Regions from separate parts of the Homo sapiens genome. Here region 1 is linked to region 2. Evidence: read pairs that join two places in POLR2A ChIA-PET (ENCODE). Cell type or tissue: endothelial cell of umbilical vein. All regions are shown on one strand. Links, peaks and the distances in the headings refer to the core of each region. The heading gives the core; the rest is flanking DNA.

The links. ChIA-PET counts read pairs that join two places held together with the same protein. Peaks named below come from ENCODE experiments on the same cell type or tissue, not always from the same donor. Only the 100,000 strongest peaks of a DNase experiment are listed, where the experiment ranks them.
Region 1: POLR2A ChIA-PET joins it to region 2 with 6 read pairs; 3 of 35 experiments call an interaction of 5 or more read pairs at or near these places.

What each region holds. Positions count from the first base shown.
Region 1 is chr17:68,208,180-68,221,637 of GRCh38, reverse strand. It overlaps a transcript of AMZ2 not described here. Among named protein-coding and RNA genes, the nearest start is that of AMZ2, 33 kb to the left of the region's middle. In endothelial cell of umbilical vein, for the core only: no CTCF peak of the experiment used is centred there; a DNase peak (open chromatin) is centred at 7,877.
Region 2 is chr17:68,118,667-68,136,206 of GRCh38, reverse strand. LINC00674 (long intergenic non-protein coding RNA 674) reads right to left here. Exons shown (of 6, transcript NR_027418.1): 5 at 10,727-10,817; 6 at 278-10,622. It also overlaps the pseudogene LRRC37A16P and the pseudogene SH3GL1P3. Among named protein-coding and RNA genes, the nearest start is that of LINC00674, 26 kb to the right of the region's middle. In endothelial cell of umbilical vein, for the core only: no CTCF peak of the experiment used is centred there; no DNase peak of the experiment used is centred there.

The DNA.
Region 1 (13,458 bases), core at 4,369-12,368, 86 kb before region 2:
TGTTCACCTCAGCCTCCGGAGTAGCTGGGACTACAGGCACCCGCCACCACACCCGGCTAATTTTTTGTATTTTTAGTAGAGATGGGGTTTCACTGTTAGCCAGGATGGTCTCAATCTCCTGACCTCGTGGTCCGCCTGCCTCGGCCTCCCAAAGTGCTGGGATTACAGGCGTGAGCCACCGTGCCCTGCCTCTGGCTTTCTTACTGACGCAATGTTCCACCATCTGGCATGCACCCTTTCCTGCATCTTAGGTCTAGGTAAATTAAAGACATCTTTAAAGCCCCAGCCCAAATGCCTTCTCTTCCACAAAAGTATCCCTGCCAGCCTGGGCAACACAGTGAGACCCTGACTCTACTAAATAAATAAATAAATAGTTGGGCACGGTGGCATGCACTTGGGGTCCTAGCTACCGGGGGGGCGGGGGGGGGAGCTGAGGGCTGAGGCAGGAAGATCACTTGACCCAGGAGGTCAAGGCTGCAGTGAACTGTGATCCCACTTCTGCACTCCACCCTGGGTGACAGAGCGAGACTCTGCCTCAAAAAAGAAAAAGAAACAGCTGGGCACAGTGGCTCACGCCTGTAATCCTAGCACTTTGCGGGGCCGAGGCGGGTGGATCACCTGAAGTCAGGAGTTCAAGACCAGCCTGGCCAACATGGAGAAACCTTGTCTCTACTAAAGAATACAAAAATTAGCCGGGCGTGGAGGCATGCACCTGTAATCCCAGCTACCCCAGAGGCTGAGGCAGGGGAATCGCTTGAACCCAGGAGGCGGAGGTTGTAGTGAGCCGAGATCGCACCACTGCACCCCAGCCTGGGCGAGACAGATTGAGACCCTGTCTCAAAAAAAAAAAAAAAAGAGAAAGAAAAAGAAAAAAAGTGTCCCTGATTGCACGTAGATGGAAGGAATTGCCTTTCTCTGAAGGGTTGGAGCATTTTATCTAGTCCCCTCGAATGGTATCTTGGCTTAAGTACTTATGCACCTGTGTCTTCTCCCCTGCTGGACTGGAAGCATCTTAAATTCAACTCCATAAGTGGATCATTTTCTTATCACCCAAAGTGTCCAGCACATGGGTGACATAGTAGACATTTAACAAATTCAGTTAAATTCTACAAACATTTTTTGAGCACTTATACTTGATGGGTATATACCCATCAAGCTACTAGACTGAGGATTCAGAGGCAAATGAGACAAATACAGTGATCTCTGACTTCCGGGAGCTTACAGTCTAATCTAGAAGTCAGACTGGAAGACAAATAGTTACACATGTGATGACCGAGATCAATGCAGTAGGTGAACTCTTGTAAAGCAAGGGGAGGCATAGTCTTTGCAGGTCAAATGCAGGGCTGATCTTCTGCCTCTAAATGTTTATTAAGTTTTTTCTTCATATAAAAGTAACCAATGCTCTTTGTAGAAAATTTAGAAAACAGAGAAGTATAAAGAAGACAAAATATTTTGTGATTCCCATCACTCAGAAAAGCTAACATTTTGCCATATTTACTTTTAATCTCTTTGCTAACTTTGTGGAGTGACTGAAGTCTCAGATTCTTTGAACAGCCTTATTGAGATATAATTCATATGCTATAAAACTGGAGAGCCAGTCTCCATACTGGCAGGGTGGCATTCTCTCCACTCCTCCACAGTCAGATTCTCATCACAATTTGATTGAGATTTGAATTAGATTGAATCTGATGGGCACTCAAAGAGCTTAACAGGAGCATCTGTGTAGCAATGTCGAGTTCACAGCACAGTGGAGTGGAGGAGCTAAGAATCTATGAACAATAATAGCTTCAAAATAAGGTACAGAGGTCAGGCGAGGTGGCTCATGCCTACAATCCCAGCACTTCGGGAGACTGAGGTGGGCAGATTGTTTGAGCTCAGGAGTTAGAGACCAGCCTGGGCAATATAGCGAGACCTCATCTCTACAAAAAAAAAAAAAAAATTTGCCAGATGTGGTGGTGCGTAACTGTGGTCCCAGCTACTTGAGAGGCTGAGGTGGGAGGATCACTTAAACCTGGGAAGTCAAAGCGAAAGTGGCCTATGACTGTGCCACTGCACTCCAGCCTGGGTGGCAGAGTGAGACCCTATCTCAATAAATAATAGTAATAATAATAATAGCAGTAATGTGGAATGATTTAAGTTCCCTGAAAAAGCAGTAACATGGGATAAGTACTCAGAGAAAGAACTGCTTCTAGCCCAGGATGCATAGCAATTGGGATATCCTCCCTTGAACTGGGTCTTGAAGGATGAGTAGGATTTGCCATGTGGCAAACAGAACCAGACAGAAGAGGTGAGAGGTGTGGGGCAAAGAAGCCATCTAGTTTAGCTAGAGTGGAGGAAGCTGGAAGGGAAGGCCGGTTAGAAAAAGGCTGATGCAGCTGGGCACGGTGGCTCACACCTGTCATCTCAGCACTTTGGGAGGCTGAGGCGGGCGGATTACAAGGTCAGGCGTTCAAGACCAGCCTGGCCAACATGGTGAAACCCTGTCTCTACTAAAAATACAAAATTAGCCAGGTGCACCTGTAATCCCAGCTACCTGGGAGGCTAAGGTAAGAGAATTGCTTGAATTTTTGGGGGTTGCAGTGAGCCGAGATTGGGCCACTGCACTCCAGCCTGGGTGAGACTCCATCTCAAAAAATAAAAAATAAATCTTGGAGGGTTGAGGTAGGGGGTTACATATAGACCACTTTAGGGGTGACCGACTAGTCTAATCGAGATGACACTGGCTTGTATCACGGAGGGACAGTGGGAATGGAGAGAAACTGATTCAATATTTATTTTAAAGGCATAGCAAACAATAAAGGAAAAAGTTTATTCTCATATTTCTAGCTTGAGCAGCTGGTGGGACAGTAATCCCATTTACTAAGATGAGAACACTAGATGAAGAGTAGGTAATGGGGGGAAATTATGAGTTCAGTTTTAAACACATTTGAGGTGCCTGCTTTGCAGACATGTCCAGGAGTCTGCTGGACATACAGAACTGAATGTGGACAGAAGGAATTCAGACACAGGTCTGATGGCAACTAAAGTCAATAAGCTCACATGTGGCTTGTAGCTAGAAAGGGGAGTAGAAAGCTGTATAGATTTAAAAGTATAGTTTAGTTCATTTGGAAAATGAAAAGAATATAGATTGATTTTAAATGCTGCTTAAATGCGTGTGGTGGTTCACACCTGTTGTAATCCTAGCACTTCGGGAGGCCAAGGCTGGAGGATCGCTTGAGCCCAGGAGTTCGAGACCAGCCTGGCAACATAGTGAGACTCTGTCTCTACAAAAAAAAAATAAAACATAATGCTGTGTTCACGTAGTTTTATTTAGAATGGACAGTGACAGAAAAACATGCTAATCTTATCTGCCCATTTCTATTTTAGTAGGTCCTAATTTCAGAGCAAAGATTGACAGGATAAAAGCAATAGTTAACAAAGATTGGCCCACTTACATAATGAATGAAAACTGACCTCTAAGTTATATGCTGAATATGTCTTGGTTCCTCAGGTGGACCATAAATTCATGTATAAGAACCTTTTTTTTGGCCGGACACGGTGGCTCATGCCTGTAATCCCAGCACTTTGGGAGGCAGAGGCAGGCAGATCACGAGGTCAGGAGATCGAGACCATCCTGGCTAACATGGTGAAATCCCATCTCTACTAAAAATACACAAAATTAGGTGGGCGTGATGGCGGGCGCCTGTAGTCCCAGCTACTCAGGAGGCTGAGGCAGGAGAATGGCGTGAACCCGGGAGGTGGAGCTTGCAGTGAGCTGAGATCACGTCACTGTACTCCAGCCTGGGCGACAGAGCCAGCCTCCATCTCAAAAAAAAAAAAAAAAAAAATCTTTTTTATTATATGCTTCACTAACCTATACAAATAACATATTTTTAAGCACTTATTAAATAAAAGCAATAATGGAAAACTTAATTTCTATAAATTGCTAACATTACAATTAAAACCTCTGCATACTATAAACTGTGTGAAAATTTTACATGGCTTTAAAACTATCATGAGGAGTCCACATGTAATCTACCACAAAAGTACAGTTAAACTGAAATTACTTTAATCTCATTTTCATAAAAGATGTAAAATCTTTCAGATTTGTCAAAATTGTTGACACAGAACACTTAATTATCACTATGTTTAAAGTTTCCTACTTGACTTTACATAGAAAAATACTCAAGATATCACAGCATGGAAAAAGATAATCCTATTTGCCTGAAATCATCTTTAAAATCTGTGCACTTTATTATGCATCAAAAAAGGCAATTTGAATGACGACTATAGCTTTTAAAGCAAATAAACTTAAATGAACAGTTTTATTGACAAATATAACTTGAGTAAAGAATTTTACTGTTCCACTAAGAAAAACAGAATATTTGATTTCCTCGACAATGTATCAAAAATTCACCCACAGGTATTTGTCATCTGAGTCATGTGATTTCAAAGGTTTGCATTTATGTAACTATCAAATAGTATATATTTTGCTTCCCTGAATGCTGTTTCATATATTGATACTGATATATCAGGAAACAGAACTTTTCTGAAAGGCCACTTAGTTGAGATTTTCTTAAAACGCCTTTATTTCAAAATTTTAAAGACTTTTTTTTTTTTTTTTTTGAGACGGAGTCTCGCTCTGTCGCCCAGGCTGGAGTGCAGGGGCGCAAACTCGGCTCACTGCAAGCTCCACCTCCCGGGTTCACACCATTCTCCTGCTTCAGCCTCCCGAGTAGCTGGAACTACAGGCACGTGCCACCACGCCTGGCTAATTTTTTTGTGTGTTTTTAGTAGAGATGGGATTTCACCATGTTAGGCAGGATGGTCTCAAACTCCTGACCTTGTGATCTGCCCGCCTCAGCCTCCCGAAGTGCTGGGATTACAGGCGTGAGCCACCGTGCCCGGCCTAAAGATTTCATAAATACTCACTGCAGATATAACAAAAACCATTACAGTATCTTTCTCCTCGAGTTATAAGCATTGGTTTTAACAGCTAAAACAATGCAAGTTGCAGATTTCTCAAGAAGATGGTTTGAAAACTCTATAGACTACAGTATAAAATAAGGTATTGAAAATACTCTCATAAAATACGTTCTGAAAAAAATTCCAGGTTCTACCTCCTAAGAGCCATAGGATCTTGGGCAAATCAAGGGCAAATTATTTAACCTCTTTGAGATTTAGTCTCTTCATCTATAAAATGCAGACAAAAATAGTGCCTGCAAGGCAGGGCATGGTGACCCAGGCCTGTAATCCTATCACTTTGGGAGGCTGCGGTGGGAGGATTGCTTGAACCCAGGAGTTCGAGACCAGCCTGGCCAACACAGTGAGACCTCTACAAAATAAAAAATAAAAAAATCAGCTGGGCGTGGTGGCACATGCCTGTAGTCCCAGCTCCTAGGGGGGCTGAGGTGAGAGGACAGCCTGAGCCTGGGAGATTGAGGCTGCAGTGAGCCATGATCATGCCACTGCACTCTAGCCTGGGCGACAGTGAGACCCTGTCTCCAAAAGTGATTAATTAAAAGTAAAATAAAATTTAAAAATATAGTACCTGCGTTATTGGGCTGTTGGGAGGTTTAATTTTAAAATACATAAAATGCTTAGGACACTGTGAGGCATGCATGAAGTGCTCACTAAATGTTGCTCTTGGCTGTTACTAACTTATCACAACTACTTCTTTTTACAGGTCTCTGAAACTAAGACCTATACCACTGATTACTGTGTAATGAGCCTTACAGATGTCAAGGTTTTTCTGTATGTGGACAAGACACCTTTGGTCTGTATCTGGCCAAAAAGGGCAGCACAGGGAAAGAAAGAGGCAGTGAGAGTGAATATCCAAAGGGTAAGGACAAGCAGCACAGAAAGGAAGGCACAGGAATGGGAGAATTGGAGCATGGACTAAATTTCACTTACTTCCTAATTTGTTCCCAGCCATCCTGATGACTATGAGCTCCTTTCAAGAGGGCACTTGAGATTGCGTGAATGTGACCTGCTATAACTGCTGAATGTCTATACAGAGTACAAGCACCGGGCTCCCTGACAGGCAGCCATCACTGAATTTCCACTTACAATGACAACACAGCAGTAAACTTTTTTTTTTGGAGACAGACAGAGTCTCACTCCATCACCCAGGCTGGAGTACAGTGGCTCCATCTCGGCTCATTGCAACCTCCGCCTCCTAGGTTCAAGCGATTCCTGTGCCTCAGCTTCCTGAGAGCAGTAAACTTTAAACTTTAAAAATGTGGTTACAGTTATTTCACCATTTGGAATGACCTTGCTGACAAAGGTTTCCATGTTACCACCTCAACAGTGAAATGTTAAAACAAAGACAAAAGCAAAAAATGGCACAATGAATACCATGACCAGATGTTTGGGAGGTAAGGGAGCAAGAAAAGAAAAAAGTTACACATATTTTACACATATTTCTTAAAATATCTGATCCAAACCAAAAGACATAGAATATACATTTAAAACCTTATGTATTGTTTCTCTTAGCAGTTTCTGGGTTAAGGTGACAGATTTCATTTTGCTCCCTCCTGAAACCTTCTTAAAACCATACTAAAGAAATATTGTTAGTCTGGACGCAGTGGCTCACGCCTATAATCCCAGCACTTTGAGAGGCCGAGGAGGGCAGATGGCTTGAGCTCACAAGTTCGAGACCAGCCTGAGTAACATGGTGAAACCCTGTCTCTACAAAAAATGCAAAAATTAGCCGGGCGTGGTGTCACACACCTGTAGTCCCAGCTATTTGCGGGACTGAAGCAGGAGGACTGCTTGAGCCCAGGAGGTCGAAGCTACAGTTAGCCAAGATAGCGCCACTGCAGTTCAGAGCTTGGGTGACAAAGTGAGACCCTGTCAAAAAAAAAAAAATTGTTAAAGACTAACTCATAAGGATAAAGTAGGAGACACACAATTAAAAAAAAAATTCTGAAAGTAGATGAACAAGTGATTACTGCCTCAGCAGACTCAAGAAAGTCTGATCTCCAACTAAAAAGGAAGGTGAAGTTGAGAACACAATCCTCAAAACGCAATGATAACAAGGAGGGGTGTCTCTAGAATAGGGAACTGGCTGGAGCAGATTCCTAAACCATCTCTCTCCCCTTCAAGCTGCCAAAGGTCTAGTCTCTAGAGGAGGTAAACTGAGGTTCCCTGGACTGGGAGAAACCACGCTCAGTTGTGAAGAAAGGTACTGTACAGAAAACTGAGGATTTAAGTGACGATATACATAGTAAATGCTGTGTGCACAATAAATGAAGCTTTCTTCCACCACTCAGCCACCAGAATACCACCAGCAAGACCTCCATGCTTCAAGCAGGACACAGGAAAAGGCCTTTCCATGCCATCGCTCCTCTAGAGCTTACTCTCGAGGACAGACCTCAAGATACTGACAAGAGGGATTTCCCCCAATAAAAGAGACAATGAAAATCATCCAATGGTTAAGTCAAAATTGATAAGGCCCACCCACTTGCTCAGAGCTTCCAACTGGCTACAGAGTACCACGATGTTAATGAGAAGCAGAAAATTAAGAATTAATAAACATCTGAGGAAGAAATAAAAAAAAAAAAGAATAGGAAGCAGCAACTTAGAAGAAACAGACCATGCACAGAGGAGAAAAAAAAAAACCTGTCATTAATAGCCTCAGAAAAGTAAGAGAAAATACTATATCCAGGACACAGAAACAGGATTTTACTAATTTTTTTAAAGGAAGATTCTAAAAACAAAAGAGCTCTTAGATAATAAAAATATGGTAGCAGAAAGGAAAAACTGGATAGTAGGGTTGGACGACCAAGATAAGGAAATCTTAAAAACCTGAACACATACAAATACCCCAAAAAGAAAAAGAGACAAAGAGGAAAACTGGAGAGAAATGATAAGAATGTCAGAAGACCAAAATAGGAAGTCCAACGTTCAATAAAATCATAGCTCAAGATAAATACAAGAGGGAAAAGAGGAAGTTGTCAGGAGAAGTTCTCAGAATCAAACACAATTGCCAGATTGAAAACGCCCACCAAAAATACCTCGTGGATGAAAGTGGCCCACACAAGGGCGTATCACTGTAAAACTGCAGAACACCATAGACAGCGAAGATTCCGTAAGCTTCCAGCCACAAAGAATCAAGAATCAGTGTGGATTCAGACCTCTCGACAGCACATTGATAAAGTTTCTACTCTCCTTTCCATTCCCTGCTCTGACACTCATTTCATCCTACCAGATTTTTTCATGTGACCTAATTCTAAGAACTGGAAGAGGGCTTTGAAGACTTCAGAAGCTGAAGACGCAAAGTAGCCCATCCCTCTGCCCAGTTTGTTTTATTCTCCCCATTTTGGTTATTATGATTTTTTAAATCCTTTCATTCTTTTCACTCAGAAAGAGGCAAGTAATTGATTTCCTTATGAAGAGGCCAGGCAGTCCATTTTTCATGGCGTTCAGCGTGCACAGCAAATCTAAAACCATTGTCTGGCAAATGCAGCTTGCAGCCGCAATCATTTTTTTCACCAGGTAAGCCGGCTGGCGTATGTTTTTAAAATTTTATTGTTAAGTATTGTCTTTTACTGGTTAAATCAATGATAACATTCTTTACTTTGTGGTTGTGTTACTCAAAACGAGGATTTTTAACAATGATAAAAAATAAAGCTTGTTAGATCATTTTTAATGGTAATGAATTGGTTCCTGAAGATTTGATTAAAGAGAACTAGGCCAATCTAAGCAGAGTCCAAATGAGGTAGAAAGTCCATAGAGAACAGGAAAAAAGGAAGTTGTGGAACCACAGACACAGTAAAAGGAAAAAATTGGCCAGGTGCGATGGCTCACTCCTGTAATCCCAGCACTTTGGGAGGCTGAGGTCGGTGGATTGCTTGAACCCAGGAGTTTAGGCAACATGACAAAACCCCCATCTCTACAAAAAATACACAAACAAAAGACATTAGCCAGGTGTGGTGGTGTGCACCTGTATAATCCTAGCTACTTGGTAGGCTGAGGTGGGAGTATCGCTTGAACCTAGGAGGTGGAGGTGGCAGTTAGCTGAGATTGAGCCGTTGCACCCCAACCTGGATGACAGGGTGAAAGAGACCCTGAAAAAAGAAAGAAAAGAAAAAAAATTATTTAATTAAATTATTTATTTTTGTGACAAGGTCTCTTTCTGTCTCCCAAGCTGGAGTGCAATGGCATAATCATAGCTCACTGCAGCCTCAAACTCCTGGGCTCAAGGCATCCTCCTGCCTTAGCCTCCCAAAGTGTTGGGATCACAGGCATAAGCCACTTCAAGGGTAGATTTTTTTTTCTTCTTTGAAACAAGATTTGGTTCTGTCACCCAGGCTGGAGTGCAGTGGTATATTCTTGGCTCACTGCAACCTCTGCCTCCTGGGCTCAAGCAATCCTCTTGCCTCAGCTTCTCAAGTAGCTGGAACTACAGGCACGTGCCACCATGCCTAGCTAATTTTTGTATTTTTTGTAGAAAAGGGGGTGTCGATATGTTGCCCAGGCTGGTCTTGAATTACTGGGTTAAAGTGATCCACCCACCTTGGCCTCCCAAAGTGCTGGGATTACAGGTGTGGGTCACCACACCTGGCCAAAAACATGTTAAGTTTTAAAATCAAAAGAAAATCAGCAAGCCATTTTGCATATTTTTCTGGAGATATATAAATACAGATATATATAGATAGAGATAAAGATATACAGATAGATCTGGACTGGAAACCTTATGATAATATAGTATCAGTTGGGTATAACTTAAAAGGACAAAGGGAACTGATTAAAAAAGACTCAAGGCATATATATATACATACACACACATATATACATATACATATATATACATGTACATATATACATATACATACACATACATATATACATATACACATATATACATATACATATATACATATACACATATATACATATACATATATACATATACACATATATACATATACATATATATACATATACATATATACATATATATACATATACATATGTTTTCCCAATTCTTCATACCACTTTTTATTTTTATTGAGATATAATTAATTTATACACCATAAATTCACCCTTTTAAATAAGTGCACAATTTAGTGGGTTTTAGTATAGTATTCACAAGGTTGTAAAACCATCACCACTATTTAATTCCAAAACATTTTTTCTTTTTTTTTTTTTTAAGACGGAATCTTGCTTTGTTGCCCAGGCTGGAGTGCAGTGGTGTAATCTTGGCTCACTGCAATCTCCACCTCCCAGGTTCACACCATTCTCCTGCCTCAGCCTCCCGAGTTGCTGGGACTACAGATGCCCGCCACCACGCCCAGCTAATTTTTTTGCATTTTTAGTAGAAACGGGGTTTCACTGTGTTAGCCAGGATGGTCTCGATCTCCTGACCTCATGATCCTACCGCATCGGCCTCCCAAAGCGCTGGGATTACAGGCGTGAGCCACCGTGCCCGGCCAATTCCAGAACATTTTCATCACCCCAGAAAGAAGCCCCAGAATCACTGGCCCTACTCAACCATTTCCCCTCCCATTTCCTGGCAAGTATTTACTTACTTCCTGTGAATTTGCCCATTTGGGACATTCCATATAAACGAAATCATACAATACGTGATTTCACTAAACAAGATTTTTGTGTGTGGCTTCTTTCAAATAATTTTTGAAAATTGTGGTAAAGTATGCATAACATAAAATTTACACTCTAACCACCTCCCCCCCCCCCTTTTTTTTTGAGACAGGGTCTCACTCTGTCTTTCAGGCTGGAGTGCAATGGTGTAAACACAGCTCAGTGCAGCCTCAACCTCCTTGGGCTCAGGTGATCCTCCTACCTCAGTCTCACAAGTAACTAGGACCACAGGCACACACCACCACACCTGGCTAATTTTTGCATTGTTTGTAGAGACAGGATTTCTCTATGTTGCCCAGGCTGATCTTGAACTCCTGGACTCAAGTGATCCTCCCACCGTGGCCCCCCAAAGTGCTGGAATTACAGGCATGAGCTACCACACCTGGTTGTCTCTAACCATTTTTAAGTGTACAATTCAGTAGAGTTAAGTATATTCACATTGTTGTACAACCAATCTCCAGAACTTTTTCATCTTCCCAAATGGAAACTCGTACCTATTAAGCACTAACTCCCCATTCTCTCCTTCTCCCAGCCTACAGTAATCACCCTTCTACTTTCTGTCTTTACCAATTTGAACACTCTAAGTACCTCATGAGTGGAATCACACAGTATTTGTCCTTTGGTGACTGGCTTATTTCGCTTAGCATAATGCCCTCAAGGGTTCTCCATGTTGTAACATGTCGGAATTTCCTTCCAAGGCTGAATAATGTATCTGTTATATGGATCAATCACATTTGGGTTATCCATTCATCAGTTAATGCACATGTAGGCTGTTTCCACCTTTTGGTCATTGAGAATAATGCTGCTGTATACATATGTGTATACGTTTTTGCATGACCATTTGTTTGCAATTCTTTTTTGACTATATATGTATGAATAGAATTACCGGGTCATATAGTAGCTCTAAGTTTAACTTTTTGAGTAACTGCCAAAGCATTTTCCAGTGTTACATGGTTTTACATTCTCTCTAACAATACATAATGGTTCCAATTTCCCCAAATCCTCCCCAACACTTTTTATTTTTATTTTTTTTAAACATTACAGCCCTGCTAGTGAATGTGAAGTGGTATCTCATTGTGGTTTGGGTTTTAATTTTATAATATTTTAATTTTTAAAATCAAAAGAATATACTGGGGCTGGGGTGGTGGCTCAAGCCTGTAATCCCAGCATTTTGGGGGGCCAAAGGGGGTGGATCACCTGAGTTTATGAGTTCAAGACCAGCCTGGCCAACATGGTGAAACCTCATCTCTACTAAACATACAAAACTTAGCCGGGTATGGTGGCAGGCACCTGTAATCCCAGCTTCTCAGGAGGCTGAAACAGGAGAATCACTTGATCCGGGAGGTGGAGGTTGCCATGAGTCAGAATCACGTCACTGCACTCCAGCCTGAGAGGAGACTCTGTATAAAAAAAAAAAAAAATATATATATATATATATATATACATATACACACACACACACACACACACACCCACAATTATTTTCTTCTATAATATTATTTTACAAAAGAAGTCCATCACTAACACACGCTTGCATGCAAAATACAAGACACATCTAAAGGCCGGGCATAGTGGCTCACGCCTGTAATCCCAACACTTTGGGAGGCAGAGGCAGGCGGATCACTTGAGGTCAGCAATTTGAGACCAGCCTGGCCAACATAGTGAAACCCCATCTCTACTAAAAACACAAAAATTAGCCGGGCATGCTGATGGGCGCCTGTAATCCCAGCTGCTGGGGAGGCTGAGGCAGGAGAATCGCTTAAGCACAGGAGGTGGAGGTTGCAGTGAGCCAAGATCGCGCCATTGCACTCCAGCCTAGGCGACAGAGCAAGACTCCATCAAAAAAAAAAAAAAAAGTACTAAAATTAAGTTGGCAAAAATTTACATGTAGTCCTTTCTACATATAAGACATAAATATCTGACACTGAATTCATTCCTTTTATTCTCCATACAGCCTCCCCGGACAAGTCTGGCAACGATTCTGACCATCCGGCAAAACAAATTACCTTTTTCCAGTTTATGTTAGTGTCCAGCATTGGTGGGTTCCTGGTCTCACTAACTTCAAGAATGAAGCCGCAGACCCTCGCGCTGAGTGTCACAGTTCTTAAAGGCGGCGTGTCCGGAGTTTGTTCCTTCTGGTGCTCGGATGTGTTTGGAGTTTCTTCCTTCTGGTGGGTTCGTGGTCTCGCTGGCTTCAGGAGTGAAGCTGCAGACCTTGACCTTCCAGGTGAGTGTTACCGCTCTTAAGGCGACGTGTCTGGAGTTGTTTGTTCCTCCTGGTTGGTTCGTGGTCTCGCTGGCTTTAGGAGTGAAGCTGCAGACCGTCGCGGTGAGTATTACAGCTCGTAAAGGCAGTGTGGACCCAAAGAGTGAGCAGCAGCAAAATTCACCACAAAGAGCGAAAGAACAAAGCTTCCACAATGTGGAATGGGACCTGAATGGGTTGCCACTGCTGGCTGGGGCAGCCTGCTTTTATTCTTATCAGGCCCCACTCAAAATCCTGCTGATTGGTCCATTTTACAGAGAGCCGAGTGGTCTCTTTTGACAGGGCGCTGACTGGTGCCTTTACAATCCCTGAGCTAAACACAAAGGTTCTCCACCTCCCCACTAGATTAGCTAGATACAGATTGTCGATTGGTGCATTCACAAACCCTGAGCTACACACAGGGTGCTGATTGGTGCATTTATAAACCTTGAGCTAGATACAGAGTGCCGATTGGTGTATTTACAATCCCTTAGATAGACATAAAGGTTCTTCAAGTCCCCCACCAGAGTCAGGAGCCCAGCTGGCTTCACCCAGTGGATCCCGCACTGGGGCCGCAGGTGGAGCTGCCTGCCAGTCCCGCGCCCTGTGCCCGCACTTCTCAGCCCTAG
Region 2 (17,540 bases), core at 5,357-13,356:
CAGCCTCCTGCAGCATCTTTCTGTCAGCTAGATCCCTTCCTCTCTGGATGAAGTCCTCTTCACTGACCAGCTTTCTCACTTAGTTCTCTAAGATAGTGAGGATCTGTCTGCTTTTTTCTTGACCATTAGTGTATAGGAAAAATGCTCTCATTGTCTGTAACCATTTGTCGCCAAGGCCATAAAGACATTGAACTAATTGCCTTATTGGAGTTCATTATTGGAAGTCTTCAGGAGTTTACACATTTATATACAAAGTAAGTAGACCAGCTCATTTGTCTTAGCTCATGTGTAATGATCTTTAATGCATATTGAAAAATTACTATTCTCAAGTAAAGATAATGTATACCTCAGGTCATTTACAGTCTCAAAGGTTTGTCAGTATGCTTTTAAACAATCCTGGGAACAGATCTAGATTGAAGGAGACTAAAGAATCATGAACTCGAGGCGGCGCCGGGGCGGGCGCCGAGCTGGCAAGCGGGTGGTGGAGGCGGTGCTGATGGGGGCCGCTGAGGCGCGCAGAGGGTTGGTGGTGCCCGGGAGCCTGTCGCTGGCGGGGTCTGGGCAGGGGGGTCTGGGCGGAAGGTTCCGCGGCAGGAGGCAGCATGTCGGTTGCCGGGCTGAAGAAGCAGTTCTACAAGGCGAGCCAACTGGTCAGTGAGAAGGTCGGAGGGGCTGAGGGGACCAAGCTGGATGATGACTTCGAAGAGATGGAGAAGGTGGATGTCATCAGCAAGGCGGTGACGTAAGTACTGTCCAGGACCATCGAGTACCCGCAGCCCAACCCAGCCTCGCAGGCTAAACTGACCATGCTCAACACCGCGTGCAAGATCCGGGGCCAGGTGAAGAACCCCGGCTACCTGCAGTCAGGGGGGCTCCTGGGCGAGTGCCTGATCCGCCATGGGAAGGAGCTGCGCGACGAGTCCAACTTCAGCGATGCACTGCTGGATGCCGGCGAGCCCATGAAGCACCTGGCAGAGGTGAAGGACTCCCTGGACATAGAGGTCAAGCATAACTTCATTGACCCCCTCCAGAACCTATGTGAGAAAGACCTGAAGGAGATCCAGCACCACCTGCAGAAGCTGGAGGGCCGCCGCCTGGACTTTGACTAAAAGAAGCGGCAGGGCAAGATCCCCGAAGAGGAGCTGCACCAGGCGCTGGAGAAGTTTGAGGAGTCCAAGGAGGTGGCAGAAACCAGCATGCACAACCTCCTGGAGACCGACATCCAGTAGGTGAGTCAACTCCCGGCCTTGGCAGAGGCGCAGCTGGACTACCACCGGCAGGCCGTGCAGATCCTGGACCAGCTGGCCCAGAAGTTCAAGTGCAGGATCCGGGAAGCTTCCTCACGACCCAGGCGGGAGTATAAGCCCAAGCCCCGGGAGTGCTTTGACCTCGGAAAGCCTGAGCAGTCCAACCGGGGCTTCCCCTGCACCACAGTCCCCAAGATCGCAGCTTCGTCCTCTTTCCGATCTTACGACAAGTCCATCTGGACTCCTAGCAGGAGCATGCCGCCCCTAGACCAGCCGAGCTGCAAGGGCTGTATGACTTGGAGCCGGAGAAAGATAGGGAGCTGGGCTTCCATGAGGGCGATGTCTTCATGCTGATCAACCAGATGAACGAGAACTGATACGAGGGCATGCTGGACGGCCAGTCGGGCTTCTTCCTGCTCAGCTATGTGGACGTGCTCGTGCCTCTGCCCAGTGACTCAGGGGCGCCCCCGCCCTGCCCCTCCATCCACACTGGGTGGCACCCCCTGCTGGGTATCCTGCCTTCCACGGGGCCCCTGCTGCCAGGGCAGTGTCCAAGCCTGCTGGCGCCACCCAGGCCGGGGCCCTTGAGGTACTCCCTGAGCAGGGCTCCACACTTGGGTGGGGGGCTTATCTGGGTGGGTGGAGATGCTCGTTTACACTAGCGGCTGATCCCCAACAGTGACGGCTCCCTTCCCCACTCCATGGCGCCGGCCTCCTCCCCGCTCCCCAACTCCTTGCCCAGCTGGCTGAGGCAGAGCAACACTAAGGTGCTCTCAGAAACACTAACGTTCCTCCAGGGCAGCCCCCACACCTCCATCCTGAACCCACGGTGGCCCAGCCCACTGCCTACCCTCGAGTTCCACGGCCTTAACAGGCTTGGATCAAGCGTCCCTGTGGGGTGGCTCAGAGACAGGACTCTGGTTTTAAATCCTCCCCGCGCCTGGTGCTGGCGATGAGCCCTAGCCCCACTCCAGGGCCACTGTATCCCAGCCTCACACATGCACTCCTTCTCCCCAAGGCCAGGGCAGAAGGCCTCACTGCTTCCCTGGCCTGCTGTCAGCTTGCAGCCCAGGGACAGGGGCCAGTTGGGATCTGCCCCACCTTCCCCCCCCCAACACCTCCCCCCTCCTAACCAGGACAGAGAACATGACGTCCTGCAGGGCCCCGCCTCCCAAGCCTTGCCCTCACAAAGCCAAGTACCTTTTCGGCTTTTTAACTGCCCCCAGCCAGGCCCACAGAAGCCTGTGTCACTCTGGCACAAGCTGCCACCACCAGCCACCTACACAACCCTCAGCACACCTTGCACGGGACCACAGCCCCAGCTGTGCTGCTGAGGGCCAAGCACAAAGGCTCCAGTGAGCAAATCTTCAAGCCCCTAGTGGCCACCCCACCCTGTGGGAAGTAGCCGCAGCCATCTCCTCTAGACCATGGCAGGCAACCCCGGGGTTCCCAAACCCCTGCCCAGACCAGCAGGTCTGCAGCCCAGACATCTGCTTCCTCTGTTGCCCAATCCAAAACTGATGAAATGGAGGGTCCTCTGGGCCGGGCCACATTCACATTCCCCTCCCCCTGAGGCCCAGCGAAGCCTCCAGACCCCAGGCTCTGCTCTGCACCCTCCACGTCAGCAGTACATGAGGGCACAGACATCCTGGCAGAGATGAGCACACAGCCTTGGGCACGGTTCAGGGCAAACTGAAATGTATGCCTGAATTTTGTAAACAGAAGTATTAAAGGTCTTTCTACAAAAAAAAAAAAAAAAATCATGAACGCTAAATGCAATGTCTGATGTTGGATTGGATTCTGAATTTTTTAAGCCATGTTATGATTGGGACAATTGTGAAAATGTGTATATGGGCTGCATAGTAGACAATGATAATATGAAGTTCCATTGGGTGATGATAGTCCTCTGGTTATGCAGGAGAATGCCTTGCTTCTTAGGGGCTGCACACTGAAGTCTTTAATGGCAAAGGGTCATTTTGTCTGCAACTGACTCTCAAATGGTTTGTCCAGAAAATGTATAGACATACACACATGGAAAGCAAATGTGGCAAAGTATTAGCAACTGTTGATTCCAGATGAAAGTTATACAGGTGTTCATTATACCATCTGAAAATGCTTCCTAGCCATCCTAAGGCTTAAAGGAAAAAAAGAAAATGTTTAAAATCAAAAGTCGGGGGCAGGAAAAGAATAACAATTAAACTTCAGGCTCATGCCTGTAATCCCAGCACTTTGGGAGGCCAAGGAGAGAGGGTTGCTTGAGCTCAGGAGTTTGAGACCAGCCTGGGCAACATGGTGAAACCCCATCTCTACAAAAAATACAAAAATGAGCCAGGCATGGTGGCACTCACCTGTAGTTCTAGCTACTCAGGAGGCTGAGGTGGGAGGATCATTTGAGCCCAGGAGGCAGAGGCTGCAGTGAAGTGAGATTGCACCACTGCACTCAGCCTGTGTAACAGAGTGAGACTTGGCCTCAAAACAAAAGAAACACTTTTGTGTCAGAGTTAAGGTTGCTATATAAGTAAAATGCTAGGTTACGGTTCTGGGTACATTCAATCTGTATGAAGATCAGAGACCTCTATTGGACCCAAAGGAATACTAGTCACTTGTGATTATTCCTCTATAGGTTTGAAAGATGTGTCAGACCAACTTATTGGATGCAGTTTTAATCTAAAACTCCATAAATTGTACCCCCAACTCATAGACTTCATTTATCTGTTGAATACTCTTCTGTTTCCACAGTCTTAATGTGGCCCTAATAAAGTCATCCTTTTGGAGGACTCAGAAAAGGCCCCCCCACAACCTCTGTAATGTAATAATTACAGTAGTTAACATTTATTGAGCACTCACTGTGTGTCAGGCATTTTTCAGGTACTGATTCATCTAATCCTCAAAACTCATTAGAGGTAGGTACTATTATAATGACAAGGCCAAGGAACAGAGATTAATCAATGTGCCCAAATTCACATTATTCACAGAGCTGGGATTTAAGCCTAGTCTGGCTGTGGAATCTGTATTCTTAATGACCATGCTATATTGCTTAAGATTAACCTTGAGAATTTACTCCAGTTACAAAGATTGTTTTTATTTCTCTGAAACTGCCCCCAATGAGCCATAACAATAAATTAATCAATTATCTTGGTTATCTCTTTTGCCCAAGTTTATATTTCAAAAAAAATTCAAACATACCAGAAAGATGAAAGAATAGCACAGAATCCAATCAAAGATTAGGCACTGCATGTCATGTCTTCATTTCCTTTAATCTAAAACATTCCTCTACTTTTTTTGATCTTTCATGACATGGCATTTTTTAAGAGTCAAAGATAGTTGTTTTGTAAATTGTCCCATAATCTGGATTTGTCTGTTTCCACATGATGAGATTCAAGGTAAGCATTTTTGGGAAAAATACTGCATAGGTGATATATCCTTCCTGCCTCGTGATTGCAGGTGGCTCATAATGCTAAGTTTGATCACTTGTTTAAGGTGATCTTCCAGATCTCTCCATTGTAGTTATTTTGCTGGGTGTGGTGGCTCATGCTTATAATCCCAGCACTTTGGAAGGCCGAGACGGGCAGATCGCTTGAGTCCAGGAGTTTTAGACCAGCCTGAGCAACAAGGTGAAACCCTGTCTCTACTAAAAATACAAAAAAAAAAAAAAAAAAAAAAAAAAATTAGCTGGGTGTGGTGGTACAAGACTATAGTCCCATATACTTGGGGGGCTGAATTTGGAGACTCACTTGAGCCCAGGGTGGGGGTCGAGGCTGTTGTGAGCTACGATTTTGCCACTGTATTTCAGCCTGGGTGACAGAGTGAGACTTTGTCTCATAAAAAAATAAAAAATAATTTTTCCCTTTGGTAATTAATAAAATATCTGTGTGGTGGTACTTTGAGATCAGTAAAGATCCTGTTCTCAAATGTCTTCTCACCCAGCTGTGTCCATCAATGACAATCCTTGTCTGAATCAATTTTTATTACATTGGTGGTTGCAAAGTAACACTTTTTAAAATTCTGTCATTCCTTCTACATTCATTAGCTGGCATTATTTCATTAAAGAACAACTCCCTCTCTTTTTAAATATCATTCTTCATGGATTCTTTTTTATATATTAATTATGTTGTAGCTTATTGTTACTCTTTTGAATGCTCAAATTGTCGAGATTTGGCCAATGCAATCTGTTATTTTTTTAACCCCACAATCCAGGTTAAACTGAGCTATTTTTAATGCCCAGAGTAATTTCTAATATTTCCCACTGCCAACAGAAATTGAGAAAGGGACTCCAGAAGTTGGGGGCTTATTCAGACTCTTCTTAGAAGTCTACTTTCTTCCTGTGTACTTTCAGCCCAAAGTGAGACTTTTGAGTTGGGAAGAGATACTTCTGAATTAAACTACTGATCAGTGTCACCCAATTCTAATCCCAACCACTTTTATTCTAGGCATACCATACTCACTGCCATGCTTACCCTTCAGTTGGGCACCTTTGTCCTCCTTCCCATTGCCCTTCTGGTTCCTACCCAACTGTCCAGTCCACAGGCCTCAGTAACACCTTTCTGCCCAGCCCTGTGGTAGCGTTGGCCTGCCTCCTTTGCCTACTCAAGTAACTGCTTTACCACTATTTATTGTTTTGTGTTTTCATCTTATAGGATCTTACCTAGCCATATGGCCTGCTGCCTCTGCCAATTTAAAAATAGCATTGAGGCTGTCTGCAAGACAGTCAAGCTGCATTGCAACAGTGCATGTCTGACAAACACCACACATTGTCGTGAGTCCAAATTGCCTGGTGATAAATTGTTACATTATTTTAAGTATTTGTTTTTAAATTTATTTTTAATTGATGATAAAATTTTAAGCTAATGATATAATTGCTTTATTTACTCATTCAGATTTAAACTCCCTCAACTTCTGAACTACTCCCTTGCTGGGAGTCAGGTTCTCAGTTATTATTACAAAATTTAATAATGGAACTGTTCCATATGCATAAAGGACCAAGAGAAGGGAATGAGAAGGCTAGGGAATGACATTAACATCCACACCCTGTGTATTGTGCTCCCTACTTGGTGATTTGCCCCCAGTGATAATTTCTTCATATAGTGCGATGTAGTTTGTAAGCTGGTTTTATATGCATGAGGTCTCAAGTACTCTCTGCCTTTTAGGACAAATGTAGATCCAGTTTTGTTTTTGTTTTTACAATTTTATAAGAGTACAAGTGATGCTGTTTTATTTGAAGCCTGAGAGCTTCTGGTTCCATAACCAGAAATTGCTCCCTGGCTCTTCTAATGGAATGGAGGGCTTTTCCATTCTTAGACCATCCAACTCTGAACTTGCTCTGAATCTCAAACCTTTCTATTCACAGAACAAATGCTCAAGTGCTTTCAAGAGTTTTTCTGTAGATTAGGTTTATTAGCACCAACTTCATGACTTCTAAAATGTGACTGCTTTTATGTCCACATAGCTTGAATACAGGTATCTACCAGTGATATGGGGTGGATAATTAATAATGCTTGGCTACTTATATAAAGACAGAGTTGCTTATTATTCAAAAGTTTTTTTTTTACCAACTAAATTATTCCCTTCTCCCCAAGAGGTGGGCAGAAAAGCATTGTTAATCTCCTTTTACGGACGAGGAAAAACAAGATCAGAGGTGCTAAGTGCTATAGCTTAGTGCCAGGTCTTCTGTCCCCAATTCTGGGTTCTCCCCAAGCCCATGTTTCTCCTTTCTCACAATTTTTACTTCTTCCTCTGACCCTCAGCACCACCCAAAATACTTTTAATTCTGGAAAAGAAACCCAGCTGCACACTGGCACACTTGACCTTCATGCGGCCAGAAGCTTTGGATGGTTCCCCATCCAAAATATTAGAGATGAAATGAAAGCAAAGTAAGCATCTGACAAAAGCTGCTTTTTCCCTTCTGCATTTTAGGACCTCAAGTAATGTTTATCCAGAAACTGCTATCATACCATAGATTCATTGTATATTTAACAACATAGGCATACCATCTGGCAAATTAAAAATCTCTTAACCTATACCCTGGATCTCTGCCCAAATTTAAGAAAAGGACTAGGGTGGGCACAGTGTTTTTTCCATGTCACTTCTTCTTTAATGGGGCTACGATATGTGGTAGCAGAGAATGGGGTGGGTGGGTGGAGTGCATGCCAGATGAGGATCTATCAGCAATGGGAGGGGGCCTCCACTTTAGCATCTCCACCCTGCTCCTCTCAGAGGATAGCCTTTCATTGCATTCAGCTGTGATGGTAGTAAGAACACAGGCACACTGAGGATGAGGAGGGAGGCTTGTGCTCTCTCTGCATCTGAGGCAGGACAGCACAGGGTACGGAGCAGTCTGCAGAGAGGACAGCTCATCAGGGAAGCACTTGTCTTCCACCTTGGGCTTTGACTGAGCACTGGGCAATTGGCCCCTGGGGATCAACGAAATAATCCTAAGCAGAGTTACTCTATGTCACACTAGGAATGTTCCAAGTAAGTAGCCATATTTTCAAAAGATGTCTTTTCCTCCTTTTGTTGTTGCCATTTCATAGATTTAGGCTTGGGTGTGTGTTTCTCCTCTCTGAATGGCACTCTAATGTTTGCTGACTCCTACTTTGTGTGACTGGGGCATACAGCTGTGGACTGATGCATGCCGTTCCATTATCTTTCATGATCAAAGCAGTCTCTTTTTTTTGACAGGTGAAGAAGCATCTGTAGGGAATCCAGAAAGAGTGTTCATGAAGGTGTTACAAGCCCAGAAGAAGCACATGAGCATTGAGCTGACTACTGAGCCGGAGGCAGCCTCAGACAGCAGTGGCATCAACTTGTCAGTCTTTGGGAGTGAGCAGCTAGACACTTATGATAAGAGTGATGTTATCACTGCGCTAAATTACATCTTGCCTTATTTCTCAGCAGGAAATCTAGATGCGGAATCAATGTTGTTACCATTCATTAAACTGCTTTTTTCAAATGTGCAAGATGGAGATAAGCTCCTGTTTTGAAAAACAATACAAAGAGCCCCTTGTTTCAACCTGCATCCAACAATTCAACTTATGAAAATAAATTGAGAAAGGTGTATTTGCTAGAAAAGATGTTAGATGCAGAAATACAAGAAAAAAATCGATGAAGTTAAAAGGGAAGAAAAAACTGCCATGCTTATGCAGTCCAGCCTTCTAGGTAACAAATTTAAATGCCAAATATTTGAAAAGAAATTAGAAACTGTCCAACCACAGGAAAACAGCCTGGCAAAGGTTCAAAGTGTAGGCAAAAACCTGCAGAGAGTGAACAGAGTCCTCATGGGCCCAAGGAGCATCCAGAAAAGGCCCTTCAAAGCGGTGGGAAAGCAGAGTATCAGGAGGGAACAGGGTGCCCAGGCATTTGGGGAGAATGCTGCCAAAGAAAAAAGGCTCGGGAGTCCAGCCCCAAGGGAGCTGGAATAGCCTCACATAGTGCAGGGGCCCGAGAACGTAGCGGGAAACGCCGTCTACACCAAGCCTTCATTCACCCAAGAGCAGAAGCCAACAGTCTCCTCTTTGCTGAAACCCTTCTCCATGGGCATGCCTTCTGCCTTCCACAACTGCAAAAGCCCTACCTCAGGTCATAGACAGATTGAAAGACTTAGCCTACACCATTTTAATTTTAGAAAATGCAAAGGCTAGAGTTAAAAAATATGAAGGCTGCTAAACGAGTAGTACATTCCAGAAAAAAATACCACTTTCATAAAACTCACTCCCGTGTGGCCCACAGAACACCCAAGGCCAAAAAGATTAGAAAATTGAGAAAGAAAAGTTATCTCAATAGACTGATGCTCGCAAAGAGGCCGCCGTTCTCTGCAGTGAAGAGCCTCATAAATTCCCCTTCACAAGGGGCTTTTTCATCCTCAGGAGACCTGAGTCCTCAAGAAAACCCTTTTCCAGAAGTATTTGCTCCTTCAGAATGTTTTATAGAAAACACTACTGTAAAAAACACAACTGCAAGAAATGCCTCTGAAGAAAACGTTTTTATGGAAAACACTACTATGCCAGAAGGCACCATCTCTGAAAACACAAACTACAATCATCTTCCTGAGGCAGATTCCCACTAGGACTGCATTCAACTTAGAGCCAACTGTTAAACAAACTGAGACAAAATGGGAATACAACAACGTGGGCACTGACCTGTCCCCCGAGCCCAAAAGCTTCAGTTACCCATTGCTCTCATCCCCAGGTGATCAGTTTGAAATTCCGCTAACCCATCAACTACAGTCCGTCATCCCCAACAACGATGTGAGAAGCTTCATTTCTCATGTTATCTGGACCTTGAAGACGGACTGCTCCGAGACCTATGTGCAAGTGACCTGTGCCAAGCTCATCTCCAGGACAGGCCTCCTGATGAGGCTTCTCAGTGAGCAGCAGGAAGTAAAGGCGTCCAAGGCAGAATGGGATACAGACCAGTGGAAAACTAAGAACTATATTAATGAAAGCACAGAAGCCCAGAGTGAACAGAAAGAGCAGAAGTCGAGTGAGGTGAGGACCACACAGAAACATGAGACCCAGACTTTCCCATCATTTAGCATATGCCAGGAAAGTGCCCACACAGGAGAACCTGGGACTCCCAGGCCATAGTTTGTCTTGGCCATGTAACTTTGGCCATGACAGTGATCTCCCACTTTGTTCATTTAGAGAGTGAAACAGATTAGTGCACAGGATGAACTGTAGGCTGGGCATGGTAGCTCACGCCTGTAAACCCAGCACTTTGGGAGGCCGAGGTGGGTAGATCACTTGAAGTCAGAGGAGTTTGAGACCAGCTTGACCAATATAGTGAAACCCTATCTTCACAAAAAATACAAAAATTAGTTGGGTGTGGTGACTTGTGCCTATAATTCCAGCTACTCTAGAGGCTGAGGTGGGAGGATCACCTGAGCCCAGGGAGGTCGAGTCTGCAGTGAACTGTGATCACACCACTGTACTCCAGCCTGGGTGACAGAGTGAGACCCTGTCTCAAAAAAAAAAAAAAAAGAACCTGTAAGCTACTCAACTAGAATACTGGGGTTTTGAAAAGTTAGCTTTCACTCTTTTTTTAATTGTTCTTTCCTTTTTTCTTTTTTTTTTTTTTTAGCTCACGAAAGAAGTTCCAGGATATGGCTATAACAACAAACTAATCTTGGTGATATCTGTGACTGTAATACTAACGATTTTGATTCTAATTTTTTGTCTTATTGAGGTAAGGACAATAATTAATTCAGGTTTTCAGAAAGCAATCCTGTCTTTGTGTGGATTCAGAACCCACAAACTGAAAACCAAAGCCACTTCCCCACTTGACATTCTTCTTCAGTCGTTTAAGGCTGAGGTATGCTTTGTTCTTTTACTGCAGTGTATATTCCAGGATTTTTAAAGGATCCTCGCTTCCAAGAGATCTCTGTGAATTGAAACAAAGTTAATCCCACTAGACCATTTTAAGAAGTTGATATAATAGCAAAATTTCTCCCACCCAAAACTATGTCAACAATTGGATGTACTCACCAAGTCACCCTTACTCTGCCACTAATTTATTTCCTTGTTGCTGAAATGATGAGAGATGTATAATCTCCACCCTCACGGAGTTGTCATCACCCTGGAGAGGAAGGAGACAGCCAAAAGAGAGAAGTATTGTCTGGTAGATTTATTAGAGTCACAAAGTATCATCCTTCTCCAGTGTGTAAGGCGTTGTCTAAATAGGTCCAGTTAAAGCACTGCAGGGTAACCATCTTTTAAAAAAATTGTTGGCCACATTTTTAAGTTCACAAGGGAGGGGAAATGTCTCATACTGTAGCCCTCCTGAGTCTAGGCCCTCTGTGAGATGTGCCCATTTCTTGGACACCATATGAGACATTCCCCCTCGGATTAGAGATGCTCAACCTGCATTAACATATCTAAAGTCTACATCTGGCCACTCTAGGGTGAGTCCTGTTTACAGTGCCCATTCCTGGAGCTTGCCTCTGTTTGCCTTTTGTTTGATTACATGATGCATTACTTTTCCCAATAGGCCAGTGCTAGCATATTGGAAGAGTGATTTAATAAGCTGGCAACCTTGATGCTATCCTACCAATCCAACCTTATTTGCCTCATTTACCATTTCCACTATTGTGGCAGCCAGCCCTCCATTCCAGCCAGAGCAGCCCCTCACCATCCCCCAGTCACACCATCTGCATTTCTGCTTTTGTCTGTGCGTTTGTTCATCTAAAATTCCCTTATTTCACTCTGCCTGTGGGAATCCTATGAATCTCTCAAAAGCCAACTCAAGTTCATCTTTCTGCTTGAAACCTTCCCTGAATATTCCAGCCCTCCTGAGCCTAGTCCCTTTGTGAGATTTGTCCCCATTTCTCGGACACCATATGAGAGACTTCAGAGGCTGAAGTGGGAGGATTGCTTGAGCCTGGGAGGTCGAGGATGCAGTGATCTGTAGTCATACCACTGCACTCTAGCCTGGGCAACAGAGCGAGGCCCTGTCTCAAAAACAGCCACCACCAAAAACTATCTGAGGATTTGAATAGGATTACATTAAATTTGTAGACTAATTTGAGAATTGACATCTGTACAACATTCTAGAAATGTGCTGCCTCATGTACTCATTTCTTTTTAATGTCTTTCAGAAGAGTTTTAGGGTTTTCATCATATAGATTTTATATATTTTTTGTTAGATAAAAGATCTTTGCATTTTTGTTCCTAAATACTCCATACATTTGTATTGCTATTGTAAATGGGATCTTCCTTCCATTTTCTAATTAGTTATTGGTGGTACATGGGAAAAGTAGTTGAGGTCTGTGTGCTGCTGTCTTGATTTTTATATAGCCACTGTATTGAATTCTCATATTACTTCCAGTAAGACAAACTTAGTTGATTCTCTTAGGCTTCCTTGGCTGTCTCACATTTATCATTTCATATGCAAATAATCAGTTTTGTCTCTTCCTTTTCAATACTTATATTCTTTCCTTCCTTTCCTTTTTCTTTTTTTTTCTTCTTTCTCAGGGCCTTGTTGTCACCCAGGCTGGAGAGCAATGGTGTGATCTAGCTCATTGTAACCTCAAGCTCCTGGGCTTAAGGGATCCTCCTGCCTCAGCTTCCTGAGTGGCTGGGACTACAAGCAGGCAGCTAATTAAAAAAAATTTTTTTTGTAGAGACAAGGTCTCGCTATGTTGCCTAGGCTGATTTTCCTGCCACTTTAGAGGAAGGACTTTTTTTCCTACTTTTAAGAGTTTTTTATTAGGAATTGTCTGTTGAATGTTAGCTAAAATAGTCAATAAAATGTATTAAGTGCCAGCTGCATGCAAGACCCTAAGTTAGATACAGTCAGCCCTCTTCATCATCAGGTCCACATCTTCAGATTCAACTAGATGAGGCTGAATATTTGAAAAAAGAAACAATAAAAATACAAATAGAAAAGACAGCATAACAACTGTCACCATTGTACAATATCTATACATTTTATTAGTGATGACTTAAAGTACATGGGGCCAGGTACCGTGGCTCACCCTTGTAATCCCAATACTTTGGGAGGCCAACCTGGGCAGTATAGTGAGAACTTGTCTTTACTAAAAATAAAAATTTTTTTAAAATTAGCCAGGTGTGGTGGTATGCACCTGTAGTCCCAGCTACTCAAGAGGCTGAGGTGGGCGGATCACTGGAACCCAGGAGGTTGAGGCTGCAGTGAGCTGTGATTGTGACACTGCACTCCGGCTGAGCAACAGAGGGTGATCTTGTCTCTAAGTCAATAAAGTATATGGGGGGATGTGTGTTGGTTATACGCAAATACTGCACCATTATATGTAAGGGACTGAGCATCCACAGATTCTGGTATGGCGTGGCAGCGGTATCCTAGAACCAATCCCCTGCAAGATATCAAGGATGACTGAACTGTGGAAGAATCAAAGCACTGTTAAACAGCATACAATTCCTATCTTCAAAAAAGTTATTTCATCAGGTAGATGAGACTTATAATGAATAATGAATAGAAGCAATGAATACAGATTTGGAGATAGTGGTTGTTGTGATGGATAATCTTAATTGCATTTTCTTCCAAAACATATTCATTCTCATAGAAGGGCATCAGAAAAAGATAAAGAAGGATCCTCAATGTCAGGCCGCTGAGCCCAAGCTAAGCCATCGTTAACCCCTGTGATCTGCAGGTATTCGTCCAGGTGGCCTGGAGCAACTGAAGAACCACCAAAAAAATGAAACAGCCAGTTCCTGCCTTCACTGATGACATTCCACCATGGTGATTTGTTCCTGCCCCACCCCAACTAATCAACTGGCCTTGTGACATTCCTCCCCTGGACAATGAGTCTCATGATCTCCCCATCCTGCACCTTGTGACCCCTGCCCTGTCTGCAAGAGATAACTACCTTTAACTGTAATTTTCCACCACCTACCCAAATCCTATAAAGCTGCTCCACCCCATCTCCCTTTGCTGACTCTCTTTGTGGACTCAGTCCACTTGCACCCAAGTGAAATAAACAACCTTGTTGCTCACACAAAGCCTGTTGGTGGACTCTCCTCACATGGACATACGTAACAGTTGGGAGTTCAAGACCAGCCTGACCAACATGGCGAAACCCCGTCTCTACTAAAAATACAAAATTAGCTAGGTGTGGTGGTGCAGGCCTATAATCCCAGCTACCTGGGAGGCTGAGGCAGGAGAATTGCTTGAACCCAGGAGGCGGAGGTTGCAGTGAGCCAAGATCGCACCATTGCACTCCAGCCTGGGCAACAAGAACAAAACTCTGTCTCAAAAAAACAAACAAAAACAAGAAACCATGAAGCTGCATGACAAGGAGTCTTCCAATGAGGATGAGATCTTCAACAGGGACACCAGGTAGACGACAGGGCCCTCACGGTTCCCATCTAAAATGAGGAGGGGGTGAGAAGCTAAATTGCTCCTTTCAAGAATCAAAACCTTGGCACTGTTATTCTTATCCCAGGGACACTGAATCCCCAACAGAGAAGACCCCAACTGGAGAGTCGGCTGCTGAGGGGGAGGAGAGTGAGGCCCTGCTGTAGGAGGAGAACACAGAGTGACTCCAGCCCACATCAGGCCTCCTGCAAAACTACTTATTTTTTCATTCATAATTGAGATTTTATTAGTTGAGGATCAGTACAGACATTTCAATTTGTACACAATTCTTAACACACGTAAAGAAAATCTAAAAAGCCAGGTATTGTAATTCTTTTTTAAAGTTATTCCAGTGACTTTCCAGCTTAAAATTTGGAAGCAAATTTTCCTTAACAGGCTATCAAGTACCAGTATCTTCACATGTTGATCAGCTGTGACATACATCCCAGCAGTTCACAACTGAACTGTTTCAAGCAATTCTCCTGCCTCAGCCTCCCAAGGTTTGTCAGTATACTTTTTTTTTTTTTTTTTTGAGACAGAGTCTTGCTCTTTCACCCAGGCTGGAGTGCAGTGGCACGATCTTGGCTGCAGGTTCAAGGGTTCAAGTGATTCTCCTGCCTCACCCTCCTGAGTAGATGGGATTATAGGTATATGCCACCTCGTCCGGCTAATTTTTGTATTTTTAGTAGACGGGGTTTCACCATGTTGGTCAGGCTGGTCTCGAACTCCTGACCCCGTGATCCACCTGGCTCAGCCTCCGGAAGTGCTGGGATTACAGCCGTGAGCCACTGTGCCTGGCCTACTGTCTAGTTTTTTAAAAAATTATGATAGCCATCACTGTGGGTAAGAAGTGGGAGCTCATCGTGGTTCTGATCTATGTTTCCCTGACAGTTAATGAAGTTGAACATCTTTCCATGTGTGTATTGGCCATTTGTGTATCTTCTTTGGAGAAATGTCTATTCCAAACCTTTGGCTTTTTTTTTTTTTTTTTTTTTTTTTTGAGACAGGATCTCACTGTGTTGTACAGACTGGAGTGCAGTGGCATGATCACAGCTCACTGCAGCCTCAACCTCCCGACCTCAAGTGATTCTCCCACCTCAGCCTCCCACGTAGCTGGGATTATAGGCATGCGGCACCATGACCAGCTAATTTTTTGTAGAGATGGGGCTTTGTGATGTTGCCAGGATGGTCTCAAATTCCTGGGCTCAAGTGATCCTCCCGCTTCAACCTCTAAAAGTGCCAGGATTACAAGTGTTAGCCACCACATTCAGCCTACCTTTGCCCATTTTAAAACTATGTTTTGTTGTTGTTGTTGTTGGATTATAATAGTACTTTTTTTCTCTTCTTTTTTATTTATTTTTGAGACAGAGCCTTGCTCTGTCACCCAGGCTGGAGTGCAGTGGCATGATCTCAGCTCACTGCAGCCTCAACTTTCCAGGCTCAGGTGCTCCTCCCACCTTAGCCTCCTGAGTAGCTGGGACTACAGGCTCACACCACCAAGACCAGCTAATTTTTTTTATATTTTTTATAGAGACGAGGTTTCACCATGTTGCCCAGGCTAGTTCTTTAAATCGTATATATTCTGGATACTAGAACCTTACCAGATACATGATTTACAAATATTTTCTCCCATTCTGTTCACTCTTTTGATGGTATTGTTGGCAGCATAAAAGCTTCTAATTTTGATGTAGTTCAATATATCTAGTTTTTGTCACTTGTGCTTTTGGTGTGGTATCTAAGTACCCATTACCTAATCCAAGGTCACGAAGATTTACTTCCATGATTTCTTCTAAGAATGTTATTTTAGCTCTTACATGTGAGTCTGTGGTCCATCTTGAGTTAACTTCTGTGTATCAAGGATGCAGATACCCAGTAGAACCAGCACCATTTGTTAAAAAGGCCGTCCTTTCCCCCATTGAATTGCCCCACTTTCTCCGTTAAAAACTTTTTGAGGAATGATGTATCTAAAGTACCAGATCTTCAGTGTCCTCCACCTTGGTGAGTATTTACCTATGATGTGCACCCTGTGACCACCACCTAGATCAAGATCTAGAACATGTCTAGCCCACCAGAGGCTCCTGTGTACCTTCTCCCAGTCATTGTGCCCCTTGAAAACCACCATTCTGACTTCTAGAGCCGTGCGTTAGTTTTTCCTGTTGTTGAACCTCACGCCTATAAATGGAATCACACAGTATGTACTCTTTTGTATCTGGTTTCTTTCACTGAACACTACATCTGTGAGCTTCAGCTGTACATACAGCATAAGACTGTAGTTCATTCTTTTCCATTGTTCTGTAATACTCCATTGTAAAAATATATCACAGCCTATCACCCATTCTCGTTAATGGACATTTGGGTTGTTTCCAGATTTGTTTGAGACGGAATCTCACTGTGCTGCCCAGGCTGGCGTGAAGTGGCATGATCTTGGCTCACTACAACCTCTGCCTCTCAGGTTCAGGTGATTCTCCTGCCTCAGCCTCCCACGTAGCTGGGATTACAGGCACGTGCCACCGCACACAGCTAATTTTTTTATTTTTAGTAGACACAGGGTTTCACTATATTGGCCAGGCTGGTCTCGAACTCCTGACCTTGTGATCCGCCCGCCTCAGCCTCCCAAAGTTCCGGGATTACAGGTGTGAGCCACCACGCCCAGCTGTTTCCAGGTTTTGACTATTATGAAGAAAGCTGTAGTGAACATCTTGTACGTGCTTTTGGAGAACCTCAGTGCTTATTTCTGTGGGTATATACCTGGGAAAGGAATTGCTAGGTTCTTGGATAGATTTACTTTTTTTTCCTGAGACGGAGTCTCTCTCTGACGCCCAGGCTGGAGTGCAGTGGTGTGATCTCGGCTCACTGCAACCTCTACCGCCCCGGTTCAAGCAATTCTCCTGCCTCACCCTCCTGAGTAGCTGGGACTACAGGCACGTGCCACCACACCCAGCTAATTTTTTGTATTTTTAGTAGAGATGGGGTTTCACTGTGTTAGCCAGGATGGTCTCGACCTCCTGACCTCATGATCCGCCCGCCTCAGCCTCCCAAAGTGCTGGGATTACAGGCGTAAGCCACTGTGCCTGGCATGTTTAGCTTTAATAGATACCACCACCAAACAGTTTTCTGAACTATTTGTGCTAATTTATACTCATATTGGCAACAAATGAGCATTCTAGTTGCTCTTTATCCTGGCCAATGGTGTTACCAATCTTTTTCATTTTAGCCACTCTAGTAGATGTGTAGTGGTTTTAATTTTCATTTCCTTGATGACTAAAGATGATACTTTTTCATTTACTTATTGGCCAGTCAATCCTCTTTTATAGAATGTCTGTCCAAGTTTTCATCCCAGTCTTAAATTGAGTTGTATGTGTATGTATTGATTTGAAGGAGCTCTTTGTATATTATAGATATGAGTCTTTTACTGGACAAAAATAGTATATATATCAAGTATCTTTTTCTAGTCTATAGGGCTTGACT